Regions from separate parts of the Homo sapiens genome. Here region 2 is linked to region 1. The links are chromatin loops, found by intact Hi-C in ENCODE. Cell type or tissue: endothelial cell of umbilical vein. All regions are shown on one strand. Each heading gives the region's core, and the rest is flanking DNA. Links, peaks and the distances in the headings are about the cores only.

Region 1 (10,814 bases), core at 1,353-9,352:
ATTACTGTTGGTGAGGAATAAACCTCCTTACATAAGATAGAGACTGGACTCTGCCTTCAGCCTGCCCTTGACCCTGATGTGAGCAACATGAAGTATGATCTCTCTGAACAATAAATAAATAGCTTGTGGATAGCGTGGTTCAAAGTGTTCGCCATATGATCTAGGGTGCTGATAGCATGTGGGAAACCATGTGGCTATCGCCATCTGCTGACACCTCCATCCTTTTAAGGACACAGATTTGCTTACCTCGTGCAATGCCCTTGAGAGTCTACTGAGAGCTCCTTTTAGCCTTGGGATAACGTGGACCCTAAACCTGGTGGCTGATTCATTCTTTTCCAAATGACATGTCTTTGATTGCTAACTATTTACTAAATATTATTCCTTACATTAACCTGCCTCGTTCAGCTGTCCTCTCTGAAACACGGTGAGGTTTAGATAAACAAAATGGATTCATTCATTCTTAAAAACATACTATCTTGCCAAAAAGTTATTTTTCTGCATGTTCAAAAATATGGCTAAGTGGCAATGTATTCTTAAACGTACAAATCTATGTGAATTTTCTTCCAAAATGAGACAAATTTTGCTCCTTACCATCCTATTAGCATGATTCCACAGCACTCCCCAAGCATCTGAAATCACATCGAATAAGGCAGTAATTGTGATGAAAGACAGTTAGAGGAGAGAACAGTGCTTGGGGACCCCCTTCTCCGTTCAGATGTTGGGCACAAATATTGACATTAAATCCCAGCATGAGGGACCAGATTTTCAAATTCTGCTGATCAAAACAGGTTCACAGCCAGCACACTCAAGTTCAGAGAGAGGACAAAATGACACTGGGAGATGGGGGGCGGGGAATCCCTCCCAAGCAGAGCCCTCCTTTTTTTTAAATCCCCAGTAATGTTCCAGTAGATTAATAGCAGAGAGGCCAGCCAAAGTTGGAGAGGATTTAATGGTGTTTGTGGTAGGATGCAGCACGTGGCAACAAAGGTGTGCCAGAGCTCACCACGAGGCAGGGCCTGGGAAGGACACCTTGGGGAACTAAGACGATCGGAGAGAAATGTGCCTCCTTTTCTCTGCTTCCCATCACCTTCATTCATATTGTGTGCCCACCCCTTCTCAATTAGAGGACTATATTATGATCCTTCAATGAGTCATATAACTGTAACTGAAATAAACTCGAGTGATTTGTTTCAGTGAAAGACACCTTGATTGAGGTGGTTATTAGTAAACTATAGAGTACAATGAGGATAATTGATGTGAATATTGTCATTATTTAGGAATGTCTTCAAATTTTCCCATTAATTTTCCTGTGATTAACAAAACTACTTAAATTTAGCCAACTGAATATAGAAAATGTAAATCATTTGCCACAGTGTAGAACTGCTATTTGTATATACACCATTAATAAAAATTTATACCGCATAATAAATTGTTATATATTTTTAGGCATCTGGTTCTCATTAAAAAATCTGACAAATGTTTTCTATAGTTCAAAAACTGAATGGAAAAAAGAATAAATTATTGGCAATTAAAAGCAAATAGAAATGCAAATATCAATCGTATGAGTACAAACAATGGGCATAAATTAATACAAATATGGTTAATGAATGTCTCAAAATGTCCACAATTCCTTTCTGATCAAAGGAAAAGAAAAATTGTAAAAATTGTAAAACAATTATTTTATAATAAATTTAAATTCCATAATTAAAACAATATTCTAGAATGTGGCTAAAGTATTGCTTCTTGCCTGTGTTTCAGTATATTCAGTTTTTGGCCTTTCATTTGGGGTTAAAAAACCAGAACATATGTTTGGAAATGAGATTGTCTTTCATTTGTTCTCTGAAAACAAGATTTATTCATTTGGGTTTTATTGCTACAAATAAATTACTTATTTGGGGCTTGTTTCTCTAAAGTAAAGGGTTTGTGTAGTAAGTCATGCATAACATTCGCTGTTTCCTGCCACGTGGTCAGTAGCTGCTTGCAGAGAAATTGTATGAGTACTTAGTTTTCACTGTCATTAGAGCAAACTGGAGACAAAAGAATAAAGGAGAACAGTAAAAATCAAATAGAAGAAGACTCTAAATGTATTAGAATGGAGGATAGCTATATAACTGTCGAGTTTGAAATGAAATCACAAAACAACATTTTCTTATGGACACACAAAAGCCACTCAAATCACAAAATTACTCTTGTTGGTGTTGCCTCTGATGTAATGGATTGACTGAAAAAAATGGAATTTTTCTAACTTTGGGCTTGAAAGAATGGCATACAAGGCAAAAAAAAAAAAAAAAAGAAAAAGGAATAGAAAAGATGAAATTATATGGTATCATAAAAATATATTTAAACCCTAAAGAAATTGATTATATGGTAGTAGGATCTAGGATTGAATGGGTGATTCAAAAATTTTCTTCTACCCCATGGTCTTCTCAGCTGGATATTTGGCAACTCGCTCAGTATCTCAAAATCTAAAATAGGTTGAACCATCTATTAATTGATGATATTGAGTACAGTATGGCAAACTCCCTCACCCCCACAGGGAGGCCTTCATATTACACACTTGTGGATAATGGAGTGCTTGGGGACAGGATGCTTTGAGTTACTTAGGCTAATAGAGCAAGAAATTAATTTTAAAGTAGCTTCAATATCATAAAGAGTATATATGTATGTATGTATATGTGCAAACCTATATACACATGCATATGTGCATGCATGTATATATGTATGCATATGTGTCATGCATATGTATGTATATGTTTATGTATATAATTTGAGCTAATCAATATAATAATAGAGGCCTAAGAAAGAAGGTCTGGAGCCTAGAAAAGAAGAAAGGTCTATTTTTATAAAAACTGATGAAATACTTGTGGTAGGGAGTGAGAAGAGTCACAGAAGAGAAGCAAAGAAGTGGAAAGGAAGGAATGTGGACATTCTATGATTTACAGTGAGAACCTGGTGGTGGAGTGGAGGTGGAGATGGGATTCCCCACCTATCAGCTGTATAGGATGCTGAATGGCAAGTATGAGGAAAATGGCATCTAGTTATTAGTAACACTCTTTTAGGGTAGTTACTCTGTGGATACCTTCCCATTATCAATCTCTGATGGTTTTGCTAAATATGACTTAATTAGCAGACATACACTCCATATATGTGATAAGATTCTAAAATGGTGACACAGTCCATGAATAAAACCAGAAAAAGTCTTTTAAGATTTTATCCCAGTTTATAGAAATTTACAGATTTACAAATTTTCTTTTCTGGTACTATTTTAGCACAATTTTTGCATGTACTTAAACATCTAGTTTATCATCAGTTCTTGTTACAACATCAGGCAAGAGTAACATGTTAATAAAGAATAAAAAAAACCTTTAAATACAATTGTTATGAGGCTACACATTTAAATATTTTCAGACTTTAAAATTTGATACTTAGTCAAAGTATTAAGAACACACTTTAAACAGAAAAACATTATGAAAAAAATGTATTTGAGATATAGACTATTATCACAATTTTTCATTTGTTCAAAAGCCATCAGAATGGAACATGTAATAATTCAATCATTCACTGAGAATTATCTTTTGAGTTCCTAACATGTCCTGCCTCATGGAATTTACGTTCTAGTAGAGGAGACACACTCGAAGCAAGTGAATGATAGTCAGGTAATATATTTTTGAATCATTGGTGAGGCCTATGGAGGTAAAGTGGAATGGGTAAAGGGATGCTGAGTAGTAGAGAGTGAGGCGGTGGGTGTTTTATAAAGTCAAGGAGGACCTCTCCGTGAAGAAACTGGAATCATGACAATGAGCCAGTCATGGGAAGAACTGGCGGAAGTTTCCAGTAGAAAAAACAGCAAATGTCGTAGCCACACAGGAAAGAAACTTTCAATGGTCTTAATGAAGCAAGGTCAGAGTAAGTGAATTAGAGTAAGAGATGAGATGACCAGAAATTTTAATGAGTAATGATAAGCAATAACAAGGAAATATGATAAGCAAAGTTTTTGTTTTGTTTTTTTTTTTTGAGACAGAGTCCCACTCTGTCATGCCAGCTGGAGTGCAGTGGCATGATCTTGGCTCATGGCAACCTCCACCTCCCAGGCTCAAGCGATCCTCCCACCTCGGCCTCCTGAGTAGCTGGGACTACAGGTGTGCACAACTATGCCCGGTTAATTTTTGTATTTTTTTTTTTTTTGTAGAGACGGGGCATTGCCATGTTGCCCAGGTTGGATAAGTAAAGTTTTTAAAGCTTTGATTAAAATGTTTGTAATTTATCTCTCTTCTCTTTTAGCTTTTATACTTTATTTTTTTGTGTAAAATATGCTCCTTATAATATATACTCTCTGTATGTGTATATGTGTGCATTTGTGTGTATATGTGTGTGGATGTGTAACATGTGAAGGCGTATGTGCATATATAAGTGTGTTTATAGAGATATGTCTATGTACGCGTGTGTGTGTATTTGTATATTCAGTTGTTCATTGCATGGTAAGAAACAGCATGATATAGTGAACTTTGGGCTGCCTGGGTTTGCACACTGGCTCTTCCATATTCTAGCTCTGCAACCTTTGAAAGGTTATTTAACTTCTCTGTGACTCAGTTTCTTCATCTGTACAACGGGGAGTATTAAAGGACCTATTTTGGAGGAATGTTGTGAGGATGAAATGAATTAATATATGGAAAACTCTTAGAACAATGCCTGGTGTATGGTACATGTGGCAATAGCATAAGTGCCATATAAGTGTTGCATTTATAATTTCCTCAACAGATAACATTTTATCCAAATGAATAGATGATATTGTAATTAATAATTCCAAGTTACATTCTCACAAGCAAAACCAATAACTAAAAAGCCTGACTTGATATGTTTTCATTGGCCACTCAAATCCATTTGCTTTGCAAACTTGTTTGAACTTTTCTTTCTTTTCAGAATATTTTTAGCTTAAAGAGGAAACTACTTATGTTTCTAAATTGGGACAGTTAAATACTCCTGTCCTGGACCGAGGGTGCAGCCAAAAACGTTTTGTAGAGATTAAGGGTGCATTAAACGTATGTCCACTTGAGGGAGCTCTAAGATTCCTCCAAAGCCTGGGTCTTAGAGTCTAACCAGGCTGGAGGCAGCACCTATGACACTGGGTTGGGTTAGTGGAAGAAAAATGTGGAAGAAAAATTTAAAACGTCCAGAATGAAAGCTTGGAAAATAAAGTGCAGGGTAGTAAAACTGATAATTATTTTACTGTTTTCCAGTTATGTATTTAATTGAGGGGAACAGAAACACTTTTTTGAGAACTTCAAACGGCTCAGCTGGAAGCACAGGAATTAGCATAAAGTGAAATATTTATGGGAGCTTAATACTGTTTAAGACTCATTTTCTCCTTGCCTTAAGACATGAAGTCAAATTAACCATTTCTAATTAAAGAGTGAGAAACAAAGTAGTGTAAGACCAGAAGTAGAAGCTAAATGGTGATGCCTAAGTTGTGAAGTCTGAAACAGTCACTTGACATAGAGGTCAAGAATGGGAAGATACAAAATAATTCCTGCAGAACAAGAGAAACAAATCAGGGTGATTTGAAAAGAAACATAATTATAGTAGGCTTACTCTACTCCTTAAGTGAATATTTTTCTTCTAAGAGCAAAGGTCTAAAACTGGACATGGTAATGCCCTTTTATCTCTTTATGTTAGAGGCTGAGCTACAGAGGAAGTGCTATGGTTTGAATATTTATCCCCTCCAAAACTTATGTTGAAATTTAATCCCCAGTGTGGCATTATTGAGACGTGGGACCTTTAAGAGGTTCATGCATGGATTAATGGATTAATGAAATAGTGGGTTAATGAATTAGTGAGTTATCATGGGGAGTAAAGCTGGAGGCTTTATAAGAAGAGGAAGAAAGATCTGAGCTAGCACACTCAGCCTCCTTGCCATGTGGTGGCCTGTGCCACCTTGGGACTCTGCATAGAGTCTCTACCAGCAAGAAAGCCCTCACCAGATATGTCCCCTTGACCTTGGACTTCTCAGCTCTCCAAATTGTAGAAATAAATTCCTTTTCTTTATAAATTACCCAGTTTCAGGCATTCTGTTACGAGCAACAGAAAATGGACTGAGACAGGAAGCGTCCATGAAATATTCAAAATAAGCTGGAACTGCTTTAAATATGATTCATGGGAATTCTGACCCCGCCAAACAGTAATCTGTTAAGGATACTAAAAAGGAAAGAAATTCCCAAAGGGCAAGGAAGACAAAATCCTGGGAATTTCAGGCCAGTCTTTTTCTCCTTATTGCTAAACCACTATGGAGATACGCAATGATTTGATTAAAATATCAATTTTATGCACATAATTTAATTTTAATTGCATCGTGAGTAATCTGTTAAAAAGAGTTTGAACATTTGGCCTCTAAATCATTATAGGCTGAATCACCCTAAGATGAAAATAAGGCAGTGAAGACTGTTATCCAGAAGAAAAGAAAAATATTGCATTTGAATATACTTTCAACAAATGAAAACTATAATTAAAATATAATCATGTGATTAGAAGAATATTTAAAAGAGCATATTGTGTTTCCTGCATATTTTTATATGTGTAGGTTTTACATTTTAAAGAGTTTGTTCGTCTTAACATGGATTTAAGCATTTTGCATAAAGATTCACACTAATCTTTTCATTCACAGTTCATGAAGTCCCCTACAATTGTTTATTAATTAGCATATAATATTTTTACCTGGATGCTATACTGTATTGTTTAGCTTCTTTTGTATACATCTCTAATTTCTCTTTAGAATTATTTTGAGTTTGATTAAACTCAATGGATTTGTTGTTCTACTTGAGGACACAATCAAGATTATTCTGCAGATGGTTTCTAAATCATAGGTTAGTTTTTAAAAAAATAGCATTTTCATTTTTGCACGGAGGATTTGTTTCTCTTTGCTTTGCCTATAAGTTTCTTTTCTCATTTTTCACTGAGTACATTACTCATGGTCTTAAACATCTTCCGCTGCTTTCTTAAAGATGCAACAGGAAGATACATCTGTAGAGGAGGCCTAATGCTTCTGAATTCTCTGTTAATAAATACACTGGAAGTGTATTTTAACGGTGTTTAACATAAATACTTTAATACATACTCTCAGAGACTCTTTTTCTAGTAAGTGAAGGAAAATGAGCCAGACTTTTAAAAAAAGATATTCTCTGCCTGTGATGGTTATACAGACAAACCTGTGTATGATCCCCTAGTGAGTTCTCTATGTCTTTGGAGAAGTCATCTACAGGACAGAGATGACTTTTCTCCCATGCAAGTTAAGTTGATCTTTTAATTTGCAATGGTAGACCCTAAATATCACCTTGAGTGAGAACCTGCAGGAATTCAGAGGCCCTCAACTTCTTAACTGCTGTGTCTAAATTGGGACTTCAGGGCTCTTTCTGTGCCAAAGAGAAAGCAAATTCTCTTCAACTGGGATATTCTGCAAGGAGCGGAATCACTGTTATTTTGACTTTGTTGTTCAGACACGCCACAGTGGCAGCAGAAATAGCATCCGCCAATTAAACGCCCATACAGCATTCAAAGGATATGGAAGATAGAATTTAATTATGAAACAGATGACACTACTCAATCTTAATTGTCATACCAGGATCCAAGTCACTGGCCTGATAATCACCAGCCAGGAGAATGGAGAGCAAAGTCCCTTACGTCACCAAGGGCAAAAAGCCTCAGCCCGTAATTATGCTGCTCCTTAATAATCCCAATTAAGAGCAACAACAACAAAAACACAAAACTTCTTCCTATGTTCTGTGACATTAAGTACTGAGAAATGTTTATTCAGCTACTATGATGGTCCACAATTGCATTTCTCTTTGTCATAATTCATTCTTTCACTAAAAAATCCTTAGGTGGGACTCCGGAGTTTCTTGAATTCTCACAAGTGTTTTCAGAGTTAGAATTCTTTTTACATAAAAAAATTAACCACTTATTGGTTTAGCCAATAATATCAGGGGAACTAGAGACCTATAAAAGCTTCCAAATTGGCACCAGCCATACAGTCGTAAGAGCCAAGCTGCCTTAACAACTTGTTACAAATGCCTAACAGCTCCAGAGAGAAAATATTTTCCTGAGCCTCCAGTTCCTCATTCTGTTTTGCTTTTCTGCAAACTTCACAAAGATAACAGGCAATATGCTTCATTTCCTACCCTCCAATCTATTTTGGCCAAACATTTAATTTCTAACCAGTATGGTGACCAGAACTGGATAACAAGAGGTCTGTTAGCCAGGGTAGTAAAGCACCAGATTTGGAGTCAAACCAGTAGGCTTGCAGTCTTTGTTTTGCCCTTTCTTCCTTTATCACTGACTGAGTCTCTTCACCTTGATCGGACTCAGGTTTTGGAGAATCGGGTAGAGCTTGAGGGCTGTGTTGTAGATTAAATAAAATGATATAGTTTGGGCAGTTGGTACCCTTGGAAATGGCACGCAAGTGCTAGTTAGTATGACGGGTAATTAGACCTGTCAGTGTCAGAATGGAGAAAGAACTAACCTGTATTGAACATCTACTAAGAGTCTATCATTATATAAGGTACTTTTGTACTTTTTATGCCCTATGAGAGATGCATTATTTTCCCCACATTACAGGAAAGGAAATAAATCTTGGAGAGATCAAATAACATGCCTAAGATCAGGGGTTCCCCAACCTCTGGGGCCATGGACCAGTACCAGTCTGCAGCCTGTTAGGAACCCGGCCACACAGCAGGAGGTGAGTGGCAGGTGAACCAGCATTGTAGCCTGAGCTCCGCCTCCTGTATTAGAGGCATTAGATTCTCATAGGAGGGCGAACCCTATTGTGAACTGCGCATGTGAGGGATGCAGGTTGCGTGCTCCTTATGAGTATGTAGCTAACGCATGATGATCTGAGGTGGGACAGTTTCATCCTGAAACCATATCCTCTGCTCACCCCACCACATCTGTGGAAAAATTTTCTTCCACAAAACCAGTTCCTAGTGCCAAAAAGGTTGGGGACCACTGCCTAGGATTGTACAACTGGGTTATTGGCAAAGCTGGGGTGGGAGTCCATGGGTGTCTGACCCTGGGACATACTTTTCTCCATTCCACAAAGTTTGGAATCAAGGTGAATGCAGCTTCCTTCTCCAGCTGATTCACTTCCTGAACCTTGGCACTGGGGATCTGCAGCAGGCAGAACAAAGGCCTTCCAAATATGCCCACGTCCCAATCCACAGAACTATGTTATTAATACCTCACATGGCAAAAGAGACCGCAGATATGGTTAAGGATCTTGAGCTGTGGAGATTATCCTGGATCATCTGGGTGGGTCCAATATAACCACAAAGGTCCTTAGACCTTAAAAGAGGGAGGCAGGTGGGTCAGAGAAGATGGGACAGTGAGGCATGAGTCCGAGACAAAGAGAGAGAGATTTAAACATGCTACACTGTTGGCTTTGAAAATGGCGGAAGGGGCCAAGAAAACAGGTGACCTCTGGAAGCTGGGGATGGTAAGGAAGTGGCTTCTCCTCTAGAGCCTGTAGAAAGAACACAAGCACACCGACAGGCTGATTTTTAGCCCACTGTAATCACCTCTGACCTCTGACCTATAAATCTGTACGAGAATAAGTTTGTATTGTTTTGTGGTAATGTGTTTTGTGGTGTGCGTTGCAGCAGCAAGAAGCAACTAATACTGGTTCCTTGTCTTTTCTGGGTTTCTTAAGCTTCGTTTGTTTAGATGTAGGATGGTTAAGGTAGGGGTCCGTTCCCTCAGGAGGTGGGATGGAGCATGGAGACTGGGCATGTTGATGAGCAGGGAATATCTGAGAAGCACGGCCACAGCTTGTGGCTGACAGGGAAGCTATATTTGATTCTTTACAGAATAAAATTGGAGTTGGAGGCCAAAAGGATGTAAATTCTGGAGGAACCTTGGCAGAAGCCTTGATCTGTGAGGTTTTAGGAAGAGGTTGAAGAACTAGGGTGTTTGCCTCTGATGCACTGCTAGGGAGGGGGAGGTGTACATTCTATTCTAGAACGCTGGGAAAAAGCCAGGAAATATTTCTCTTCTGAACTCCCAAAAACTATAAAGCAAATAACTTCAAAATGTATATGCTTGTTTATTTATTATATTATGCTTATTATATTAATGTACTTCTATACTTGTATACAGTATATGGGACTGGGCAAATAAAAAATATCAGTTGAAAGGGTACATAATGAAAATATGTAAAGTATCCCAAAGCCCAAGTAGATTGTCTTCCACGTCCACCGTGGAGTGGAGGAGAGGGTGAGGAGGGTTTGGGAGAATGTGGTTTGACGGGCGGAGGTGCTTTCCCGCCGTACGTTCCTTTCCTTGTCTCTCGCCCAACTTAGTTTCAGAAAGGGGGTGAAGTGGGATAGGGTGAGGAGATACCTCCACTCTTCTTTCCGAGCATCAGCTAGGCAGGGAGATTTGTGTGCTTTGGAGTTTGAGGAGCCCTGTTTTAAGAGGAGTGTGTCTGCTGTAACCCGATGTGTGGTGCTAGGAGAAGCTGAGCAGCTTCCAGGGATGGGTCATTTTCAGGCTTTGCCCTTATATGGTTGGAACAGGCTCAGCCCTTTCTTATGAAAGCCATGAGACCACCTTTCTTCACATTTGATTCTGAGAAACACAACATACTTCAAAATCCTTAATTAGTCTCACAGAGTGATTTGATTGCATAATAATGAGGATAGTGGGATTTCACTGTCTCATCTTCAAAAGCCTAGTTTTTCACAACGTATTTGCAGTCCCAAACAGTTTCTGAAAATAGCAAAAACGACGAATTTGTGTTCCTAGTTTGTAAAAGCATTTCATGTTCAAGAGGA
Region 2 (10,814 bases), core at 1,261-9,260, 250 kb before region 1:
AGACCAGCCTGGCCAATATAGTGAAACCCTGTCTCTACCAAAAATACACAAATTAGCTGGGTGTGGTGGCGGGCACCTGTAATCCCAGCTACTCGGGAGGCTGAGGCAGAATTGCTTGAACCCAAGAGGCGGAGTTTGCAGTGAGTCAAGATCGCGTCACCGCACTCCAGCCTGGGCGACAAGAGCGAAACTCCGCGTCAAAAAAAGAAAAAGAAAAAAAATGTAAGGTATATGTATGAGTTACACCGTATTTTGTCGTATTCTCAAAAGCACAGGAGAACCCCTGGATCATTTCCCTCCCACTTTAGTTGGCTTCCCATTTGCAGTGGACTCGCTGACTCCTGGATTTGGTCAATCAGTGTGTGGAAGTAGTAGAGTTAGAAGATGGAGGTTTGGAGAGTTTTTTAGTTTTTTGAGTTTTTTTGCTAGGGTGAGATAGGAGTATAAGTCAGTATAGGATGTTCTTTTAAGTATTCAAACATGATGGTAGTCATTTATATTATTTGATGGCATTTGTTGGGAGGTATTTTGGTGATCTTTGAAGTTACACAGTTTCTTGGTTGACCATTGTGTAGCAAAATAACAAGCTCTTCTTGACACTTAGAGAGAGATTACAGTTTGAATAGATGAGGAGATCCTGCCTTTCCAAATTTGTGTGTCTGAGAAGGGCTCTGGTGGTATGGATGGAAGCCCAAAAGAAAATAAAGTATATACAAAGAGAAGAGGTCAGAGAAGGAATTCCAAGAAGTGATTTTACTTAAAATGAAATGGAGAAAGGACTGTACGTGCATAAATCATCTAGCAGAGTGCTTTTTCCTATGATAGCAAGGAAGAAAGTTTGCACATTTGCTTTCTGCCTATCTCTTGAGAATTCCCAACAGCTCTGGTTGTTTTCTCTCCTGTTTACTCTCTGAGTAGTTCATTTCCACCCATGCATATTCTGATCCCCACCAGATCAATATTAATAGCTGTGACATGTACCTCTGTATTAATACTCCACTCTCACATTTTAGATTGCCTTTTGAAATGAACCTCCTCGATGTTTCCTCAGATACTTTACCCTCAACCTGTGTGAAACTAGACTCGTCATCTTCCCTGCATATTGAATTTGAGGTACTAAGGGGACACCCTCCTGAATTAAGTGACCTAGTTGGTCACTTACGCCAGAAACCCAGAAATGATCCTCAATTCTTTCTTCACTCTTCCTCCCACATCAGAATGGTCACTGTATATTTCAGTAATATCTCCTGTGTTTAAAATTTTTCTCTTCCTTTCCAGTCTTCCCTTCATTTGGCTCCTGGACTATTGCATTAGACTTCAGTCTGGTCTTCTTTGTTCCCTTACAAGCCATTCCCACACTGTTTCCACAGTGTCTCATCTGAAATGTAAATGATGATAATCTGTAACTTAAAGTACTTGAATGATTTCTCGTTGCCATATATCCATAAGCCCTGACCTTAACATGGTTTGTAAGGGCTACATAATAGAGTTCATATTTTCCTCTCTAGATCATCTGGCATCTCTCTCTCTCCACGCACTTCTATCTGAACTGTGAAATTACTACTTCTTTCCTCAGCTCCCTTTCCTCCATTTTTCTAGAAGCTAAACACCTGCTCTGCCTCAACTTTTTCTAGATGACCTGGAAAATTCCTCCCCATCTTTTTTTTTTTTTTTTTTTTTTGGTGATAGAGTTTTGCTCTTTTGCCCAGGCTGGAGTGAAGTGGCATGATCTTGGTTCACTGCAACCTCCAACTCCCGGGTTCAAGTGATTCTTCTGCCTCAGCCTCCCAAGTAGCTGGGATTATAGACGCCACCACGCCCAGCTAATTTTTGTATTTTTAGTAGAGACGGGGTTTCACCATGTTGGCCAGGCTGTTCTTGAACTCCTGAACTCAGTTGATCCACGCTGCTCAGCCTCCCAAAGTGCTAGGATTACAGGCATAAGCCACCGTGCCCGGCCCCTCCTCATCTTTGAAGACAACTCATATGTTACCTCCTCTTTGGTTCTTTTATACTTTATACTTTTTTTGTTGCTTGTTTGTTTTTTAATTGAACTTAGAAGTTACATTGCATTGTATTCTTTTTGTATTTACTTACATGCCTTTCTTCTTACACATCTTTACCTCTTAAGATAGGACCCGTAGCTTATTTTAGAGTACCTATGAACCTAATATAGTTGTTAGCAAAGAATAGGTATTTTAAAAATACATTGAATCATGCAAAATTTTGTAACTCTTAAATATTTTTAAATGATTATAAGAACAAAGTAGAACTTAAAAATGATAATGGCTATTATGAATTTCACTCAAATTAACCACTATTCTTTAGAATAAAAAGGAAAAGCCCCCAAGAACTAAACTTTGTATCTGAGAAAAGGATTTCCAGTAGATGGCATTATAAGACTATTTTTCTGTTTTTCTTACCATCCCTTTCACTGATAGAATTAAAATTTGTTTCTTTCTGATTGCTGTGGTTTATGAAAATGATTACATCTGTATAAAATCATCTTATGGACAGATTAAGCAGCCAGAAAAACTCAGTTAACGCGTCTCTGGGACTTCTGGGTCTGTTATTTTCCCCAGCTAGCCAGCCAATTCTCTGCAGTAATCTCCCTCCCTTTTTCATTCTTTAATTCATTCAAAAATATATTTACGGAAAACCTGTTATGTGTAGGCAGTAGGCAATTGTCTGATGATACATTGGTAAAGTAAGATAGATGTGGATTTATTTTATGCTGAGCCTTCCTTCATTTTCACATGTATCTTGAGTATTAGAACAGGTAATGAGAGGGGTATACTCTAGTGGCTAAGAGCTGGAGTCTAGAGAAAGACTTCGCAGTTCACCAAGCTACCTGTTATCTTAGGCATGGTACCTGATGACTCTTCTGCCTTAGCTTCCTGCACTGTTCAGTGGACATGGTAGCCAAACCCATGTTATAGGGATGTTGTGATGGTTACATGAATGAATATTGTGAAGCATTTGGGACACTGCCTGGCTCAAAAAATGTTAGCTATTATTATTTTTATTATCATTTGTTATTATTATATTTATTACCACAATTGCCTTTGCTTAAGAGCCAGATGGGCAGCATGAATTGGGTGTTTTCAGTGACCTATGAATCCATAATTGATGAGTTATCACCCTACTATCCCTGATCTGCCTAAGGAGCCAGAGATTCTAAAATATTTTAAAAACTTGAGAAACAGAAATGTTTATGGTTATGGTTTTATTAATTCTTTAGAGGTGATACTTGTGGTTTTAATGGGTTCTTGTCATGTTTGTGTTGCTGCTGCTAATACTGTTAATTAAGCACCACATTATGCAGGTTTCTTGGCGAGGCCAGGCCAGCTGGGTTCTTGTCATTAAAATCCAGCAGTTGTGGTCAAGCTTCATGTGCAGTGTTGTTAGCCGCTGAGATGAAGGTGAAGCCTTCTCATTTGGTTCATGGCCTTTTGGGTCAGGTAACAAACGTGTATAATATGAGCCTGCAGGGAGACGTTGGGGAACTGAACCTCACTTCTTTTTATTGCAGATTCCACTGTGTAAAGTAATTAGATTCAACATAGACTACACGATTCATTTCATTGAAGAGATGATGCCGGAGGTAAGGGAAAAGATTGTGTGTGGTTTGATGTAGTTTGCTCTTTTGCTTGTTCCATACTACTATTTTAAAGCATTGAACTTGGCCAGATCTGGCTTTTGCCAGGAATATCTCTAAAGTATCATATTCACTGTTGAAAGAGTCAGTGAAATGTAGCTCTAGTATCAAGGTTAAAATTCAGGCCAATTTTCAACTTGTTGACCTGTTTTTATACCCCTTTCTCCTTGTGTTACGTCTGCTGATATTAACTTTACATCTGTTTCTAGTTTCTTTTACGTAGGGGACAGATTTTGGTTACTGGCCATTATCAGAGGGGAAATTGGAATAGTGAAACAATCTGATAGCTGTTGTAATAATCTTATTCGTTATCTCCAATGACAAGATCAATGCTTGGTTCATTTTTCTTCCCATATATTTACATATTTTTCCTAATTGTTTTTCATTGCGAGTGCTCAACAGCAGATTTATCTCAATATATGCAAGAGATTTAAAATTCCAAAGGAAGATTAATGTGAATCTCAGAATGATTCATAGTCTGATCTTGAATTTAGTGGTGTCAACAAATCATACTAAGAAATAACAACTAGACAGCAAACAAGCTTGTGCACTTAACATTGTGTTGGAGTCAGGGTCAATTTCCGGAGCCCCTGGCTCTGCTTGCAAACCTTGTTTAATGGGACAGCTCTGTCATGGGCAGGGAGTGTGGAGGGGGAAATTGATCGGCATCACATGTGTGCCTAGTTGGCACCTGTTTCATTCTGAGCAAGTGTTGTTTATTGTACCTTCCTTTCAAAAAGAATTAAAGAAAAAGAACCACCCCTTCATTCTCCTGCTTTAGAAGGGTTTTTTTTTTTTTTTAACTTCCTTTTGGTTTTTAAGGTCATATGCCTTCATTTGCTATTGTAAAAGTTTATGACTTCTGGCGTGATCTCACGCAGGGTGATTTATGAACTCCGAGCAAAACAAGTAGGAGGAAGAATTATGAGATAAGTCTCACTTGCAAATATATCTGTTTAGCTTGTTTACAGGAGAAATTTTGGTGCAGAGTTGTATAATTTTCTTAGCCCTTTATTTGCATTCATTACTTTTTGAACTTTTTGGGTACACAGGACCTCTGTTTTTTGGTAACTCCATGACAATTATGCTGGATGTATGGGGCGGGGGTGGGGGACAAGCCTATCAGGTGCATATGTATAATCTGAATTAACAAAACATCCTCAGAAGATTCTGACACAGTTTATAATTGAATTAGAAAAATATATTAATATAAGTGAGACTTTACTTTTTGAATTTCTTATTTTATTTGTATACTGAGAAGGGCTAAGTTGACATTAAGGAATCCTAGTGGCATTATTGTCTATTTCATTTCCATCTGAAACTAGCGATCAGTGGCCAAACTCTTCAGGAAACTATATGGTCTTAGTATAGTTTTAACAGACACTTTTAAAGACACTTGACAAGAACAAGTTGAACCTTCAGTTAATGTATATTTTGCCAAACTACAGTAATTTAATTTTGGTTTATTTTTCAGAATTTTTGTGTGAAAGGGCTTGAACTCTTTTCACTGTTCCTATTCAGAGATATTTTGGAATTATATGACTGGAATCTTAAAGGTAAGTAATAGGATTTAAAGAAGAGAGTAGTGTTTATGGAAGAACATTATGGTATATGTGAAAACTCTTATAAAAGTTGTAGGGAGATAGTTGAAATTTCTCTTATTTTTTAAATACCCAGAGAAAAGTGTTATTCACAGGAATGCTTGTTATCATTTGACATGAATAAGTTTCTATGGATTTTACTTTATACAGTTTGACAGGGCTTATTATTAGCTGGTAGCGGCTTGAAGATGGTACCAGTTATTATGTGTAGCTACCTTGATATATGTGTACCTGGGAAATTACCATTAGTTAATATTTTAAATCTAGTAAACTTTGCTGTAATAAATCTTCTAAGATGCAAAACTTTGGTTAGTCATTAAAACACACACATGCACACACGCAGACACTTAGAGTGAACTAGATAGATTCAAAGACTTGATGCTTGGTTCTTGGATAGTAGCTTACTTTTTTGGAAGTATCCGTATTCTTTTTTTTTTTTTTTTTTTTTTTTTTTTGAGACGGAGTCTCGCTCTGTCGCCCAGGCCGGACTGCGGACTGCAGTGGCGCAATCTCGGCTCACTGCAAGCTCCGCTTCCCGGGTTCACGCCATTCTCCTGCCTCAGCCTCCCGAGTAGCTGGGACTACAGGCGCCCACCACTACGCCCGGCTAATTTTTTTTTGTATTTTTAGTAGAGACGGGATTTCTCTGTGTTAGCCAGGTTGGTCTCGATATCCTGACCTCGTGATCCGCCTGCCTCGGCCTCCCAAAGTGCTGGGATTACAGGCGTGAGCCACTGCGCCCAGCGGTTGGAAGTATCCGTATTCTAGCAAACAGTTACTTATTTATTGGTGAATGGCTTTTCAAACTGATAGCATTTCTCAACATTTTTTTTTTAGTGTAGTGATTAAAATGGGAAAGAATGAACACATAGTCACATTATATCATGCAGTAATTCAATTATAATAAGTCTTGATAGTTTTGAATTTTAAAAATAATTTTACTGTATGTATTTGCTACTTGGGGCTTTCATCCTCTTCTTGCCTTCCTGTAGTCTCCTCATTGCAGTCTTCCTTGGGTGCTTGTGGCAGTTACCAATGATTGATTTAGCCACTGAGGAGGAGTGGCAGGAGGTGGTGGTAATTTTTATGCCTCTACTTCTGGTGGTAGTTTTTGTGGTTATCATAAATCTTAGAAATTAAGTTGCAGTGCTTGTTTTTTAAGACTGAGTTTTCTTTTTTTTTTTTTTTTCTCATTTGTTTGCTTCAGGTCCTTTGTTTGAAGACAGCCCTCCCTGCTGCCCAAGATTTCATTTCATGCCACGTTTTGTAAGATTTCTTCCAGGTAAATCTTCTGGCTTGTCAGTGACCTGGTGAGATAGTGCATCTGAAAATAAGCTTGCCATTTTCCTTTCAGTCTTCAGGGACAACTTTCCCACCTTCGATACTGTTAATTATCTACTTCTCAGGTTAGGCACGGAAATGTAAAATTATACATGTGGATTTATATCCCTGCATAAATTATGGTAGTCCAAATTAGATGAACAATGGAAGAACAGATTTATAAATTTTAGAAATCTACTTGACAAAATATCATGCGGGTGTGTTAATGTGGAGAAATGATTGTGGCTTAAAAAATGCATATGGCTAATTGGAAAACAATAAAAAAATTTAAATGCAATATGATTATAACTGCTGAAAAAATTACTGTAATAATAGTTACATTAAGGTAGTAGGATTATAGTGATTTTTTCTTATCTTTTGACATGTGCTTGAATTCATTTTACAGTGAAAAAAAGGTATAAAATAATTTTTTCTCCCAATAAAATATAGGGAAATATATGACAGTTTTTTAAAGCAATATTTTAACTGTTTTCTAATTTTTTAAAAAGAATCCACCTGTAATATTTGGCATTATATTTAGTGTTTTTAAAAATGCTTGGAGTCAGTTTAGTGACATGTACCTATAGTCTCAGCTATTTGGGAGGCTGAGAAGGAAGGATCGCTTGAGCCCAGTGAGGGTTTGAGACCAGCTTGAGCAACATGGCAAGGCCCTATCTCTAAAAATTAAAAAAAAAAAAAAAGTATTTTTAATGAAATCTTTTGGTTGCCTTTTTGTTTGCAAATCTTTCTCCTTGAGGCTTCTGGCACCCTATTCCCACTCCTTCTTTATTTATTTCCTAGTCAATTACCTGCTTTATCAAATGCTGTGAAACCTGGCTTACAGTTTCCTCTCTCCACAAGGTTCTGTTACCAGCCTGGTGAACTTCACTTACCATTCTACCCTGAGCTATATAATTATTTGACTTTTTCTACTGTAAGGATTGTCACCACTCAGCCGCTTAATCTTAAGATAAAACCTTGGACCATGCCACCAACCTACATTAATTTCTCCCTAGAATTTGACTCCATTATCTCACTTTCTGGTGACATCCTTCAGTCTAGCCTCTCATGTCCCTATTGCCTTTGCATCTACTTGGATCTTCCCTCTTCTCCTTATGTATGGCTACTTTCCTTTGCCTTCCCCACCAGGTCCTGTGCTCTGATGTTTACCCTGTCAGTTCTAGCTGTCTTAGCTGCCTGTATGGCCATCATCTCCGAGTTAATGTCATCAATCCAACTGCTTGCCTTTTCTTCTATATATGGGCCACTCAGTAATACTGAAGAGTAAAACATAGCTGCTGCTATAAATCTGTGGTCTATAATCTTGGTTGGGGAGCTTTTCTTCGTGTAACCTTTCCACCCAATATCAGCAGTTAAAGAATTTCAGTGCTGTGTTTGTGCTGTCCTCCTTATGCCTCCTGTCTTCCCATGGGCAGAAGCCCCTGTCTCCCTTGGGCAGGAGCCCTTGTCTCCCTCATGCCTGAGAGCCCTGCAGTGAGCCTGTCGGAGTCTGGCTTCCTCCAGTGCCCTTGTCCATTCACAGCCAAGTTTTGCTTCAGTGCCAGACCCTCTCTAACTGTCCCTAGCCCACTGTAGCTGCCGATGCCAGAGGCAGCCTCCTACAGACCAAGTGCAGAGCATGTGCCTCAGTGTTAGTCTCTTCCCTGCTCTGGTGCCTGGGTGCTCCTTACTTTCCTCCTGTCTCTTTGACTCCTCTTGTGTGGCTTTAGTTTCTTGTCTACTCTGTCTGGTTTAGATTTTTCTCAAGATTTTTTCCTGATACTCTTTCCTCAGTCCAGGCAGTCAAAATGGCTTAGTTTATTTTAGGTTAGCATTACTCAGATTTTTAGTATTACTGTTCATGTTTATTTTGTTTAGAAATGCATTCAAAGGCTTTTCTCCTTTTTATATCTGGTTTTGTTTTATTGAGATGCCGTTTCTTCTCTTCTGGTGAATGAATCTTTTGATTTTAGAATGGAGCTTCAACAGTAAACTTATTAGAAAATGGTGTTAGAGTGAATTTGCTGAAAAGCCTTTTCCTTTCTATATCTACTTTCCTGTAGGCGTTTTATGACCAAACAGATGTCTGAGAGAAAGTGGGCAGTTTTAAAATCACCTTAAAGAAAAATCTGCTGTTGGATATTTACTTTGTGAGATTTCAACTCTCACGTAACTATGTGGGGATAACATTTAGGTTGTCATAAAGAAAAAGGTCTATTGATTTGTTTTTAAACAGGGTTTACCTTTTCATTAGACTCCCCTTTGAAAATATACATACTAAGAAGACCCCGAAGGATACAGAAAAATACCTGATGTATAAAATGCATTTTGGTATTAGATAGGAAATTACGGTTGATTTGTTATTCATAATGTGACTTTGTTAAAGATCTTTTAGAAAATGGTGAATTAAAAAAAAACATTTTGATATATATTTTCATTTTTTTCTGTGCAGAAGGGTTTTTTTTACGTAGTTGTCATCTACTAGTATATGATTTGCATCTATTTTTTAATAATTCATTGAGCAGATGGATATTTTTAAAGATTGTGATATATAGTGCCAAATTTCTTGTCAAAAGAATAACATCAGTTTGTGCTGCCATGAAAAATGCATTATTATTCATTTTTAGCATTTTGCCTTTCCCATCTTCCTTCTCTCCTTTCTTTCTTCCTTTTAAAAAATTTCAGTGGTGAGTTCCATGAGGCTGAAGAGTAAACATTTGTCTGTCTTGTTGTATCACTAGTGCTAACATACTTCATGGCACATAGCAGGGACGCAGTAAATGCTTGTTTACTGATTTTATTTAATTGGTCATAATAATGCCTTATCTAAGTATTCATGTTTTTGGTTACTAGTGAGTGTGCTTTTCAAATAGTCTTTGGTATTATCTCTCATTTTTATAAAGTAAACTTTTGGTTGAACTATAACATAAATACTGAAAAGTGCATGGATCATGAATATAGGACCTTAGTGAGTTTTTACAAAGTGAATATGACCATCCACCCAGCACCCAGATCAAGATTAGTAGCTTCCAAGAACCCCCTTCGGACCCCTTTCCAGTCGCTGCTGAGACCCTCAAGGGTAACCGCTATTCTGACTTGAAACACCATGTATTAGTTTTACCTGTTTTTGAACTATAAAAACTAGAATTTTATATTCTGTTTTGCTTCTGTCTTTTGTTTAATGTATTTCAGAATCATATCCTGTTGCACTTAACTGTAGTTGGCTCATTCTCACTACTATATAGTATTATATGGGATGACTAAATTAAAATAAACCTATCTATGATTAATGGACATTTGAGTATTTTCAGTATATATATATATATATATATATATACTGACATTGCCAATAGAAAAACGGGCAAAAGACTTGAATGAGCACTTTAAAAAAAACACTATCTAGGTACCTAATAAATATATGAAATAGTGCTCCATTTTATTAGTCATTAGGAGAATGCAAATTAAAATCACAATGTGATACTTCTGAACACACATCAGAATGGCTAAATTGACAAAGAAAAAATAAATGCCAAGTGGTGAGAATGTGAAATAACTTGAATTTTCATACACTGTTAATGAGAAGGTAAAACAGTACAGTCACTTTGGAGAACTGAAAGTGTCTACAAAGCTTAATATACACACAGCCAGAATTCCACCTGGTATGGTATATATGTAACAGAAAAATATGTATATATGCTCACTAAACAACACGTACATGTCTTTGGTGAACGTACATATGCTATTCAAATATACAGATACAGATATATAGTGAATATATGTTATATATAGTGAATATAGAACATGAATATAAATGTCATGAATATATATATATCTAATACCTTCTCTGTAGATTGCTTTTTGATCTTCTTGATGATTTTTGTTGAATAGAAATTCTTAATTTTTATGTAGTCCAATTTATAGATATATATTCCTTTATGATTAGAGCTTTTTGTATCATATTTATGAAATTTTCGCCTACCCTAAAGTCAAGATACTCACTTATATTTTCTTCACTTTCAGAGCTGTAATCAGTCTTGAATTTGTTTTCACAATTCGTATGAGATATGGGTCAAAACTCAGTATTTTCAACGTGGGTATCCAATTGACCCAGCACCATTTATTGAAAAGAACAATTTCTTTCTTTAGAAAATTGAAGTGTTGCTTTTGCTTTTGATTGAGTTGACTCTGTGTGTATGTGTGTGTATACAAACAATACAAAAGTATGTAAAGTAAAA

The links. Hi-C counts contacts between places; a loop is a spot of excess contacts. Peaks named below come from ENCODE experiments on the same cell type or tissue, not always from the same donor. Only the 100,000 strongest peaks of a DNase experiment are listed, where the experiment ranks them.
Region 2: it touches region 1 in a loop (7-fold over the local background); 4 of 110 quality-filtered maps call a loop at or near these places.

What each region holds. Positions count from the first base shown.
Region 1 is chr5:31,226,715-31,237,528 of GRCh38, reverse strand. All of the region lies in intron 1 of CDH6 (cadherin 6), which reads right to left. Among named protein-coding and RNA genes, the nearest start is that of CDH6, 38 kb to the right of the region's middle. In endothelial cell of umbilical vein, for the core only: a CTCF peak has its summit at 5,067 (motif pointing right); no DNase peak of the experiment used is centred there.
Region 2 is chr5:31,479,281-31,490,094 of GRCh38, reverse strand. DROSHA (drosha ribonuclease III) reads left to right here. Exons shown (of 36, transcript NM_001382508.1): 14 at 3,533-3,604; 15 at 5,133-5,214; 16 at 6,467-6,541. Among named protein-coding and RNA genes, the nearest start is that of DROSHA, 47 kb to the left of the region's middle. In endothelial cell of umbilical vein, for the core only: no CTCF peak of the experiment used is centred there; a DNase peak (open chromatin) is centred at 4,394; H3K27ac peaks cover 1,615 bases.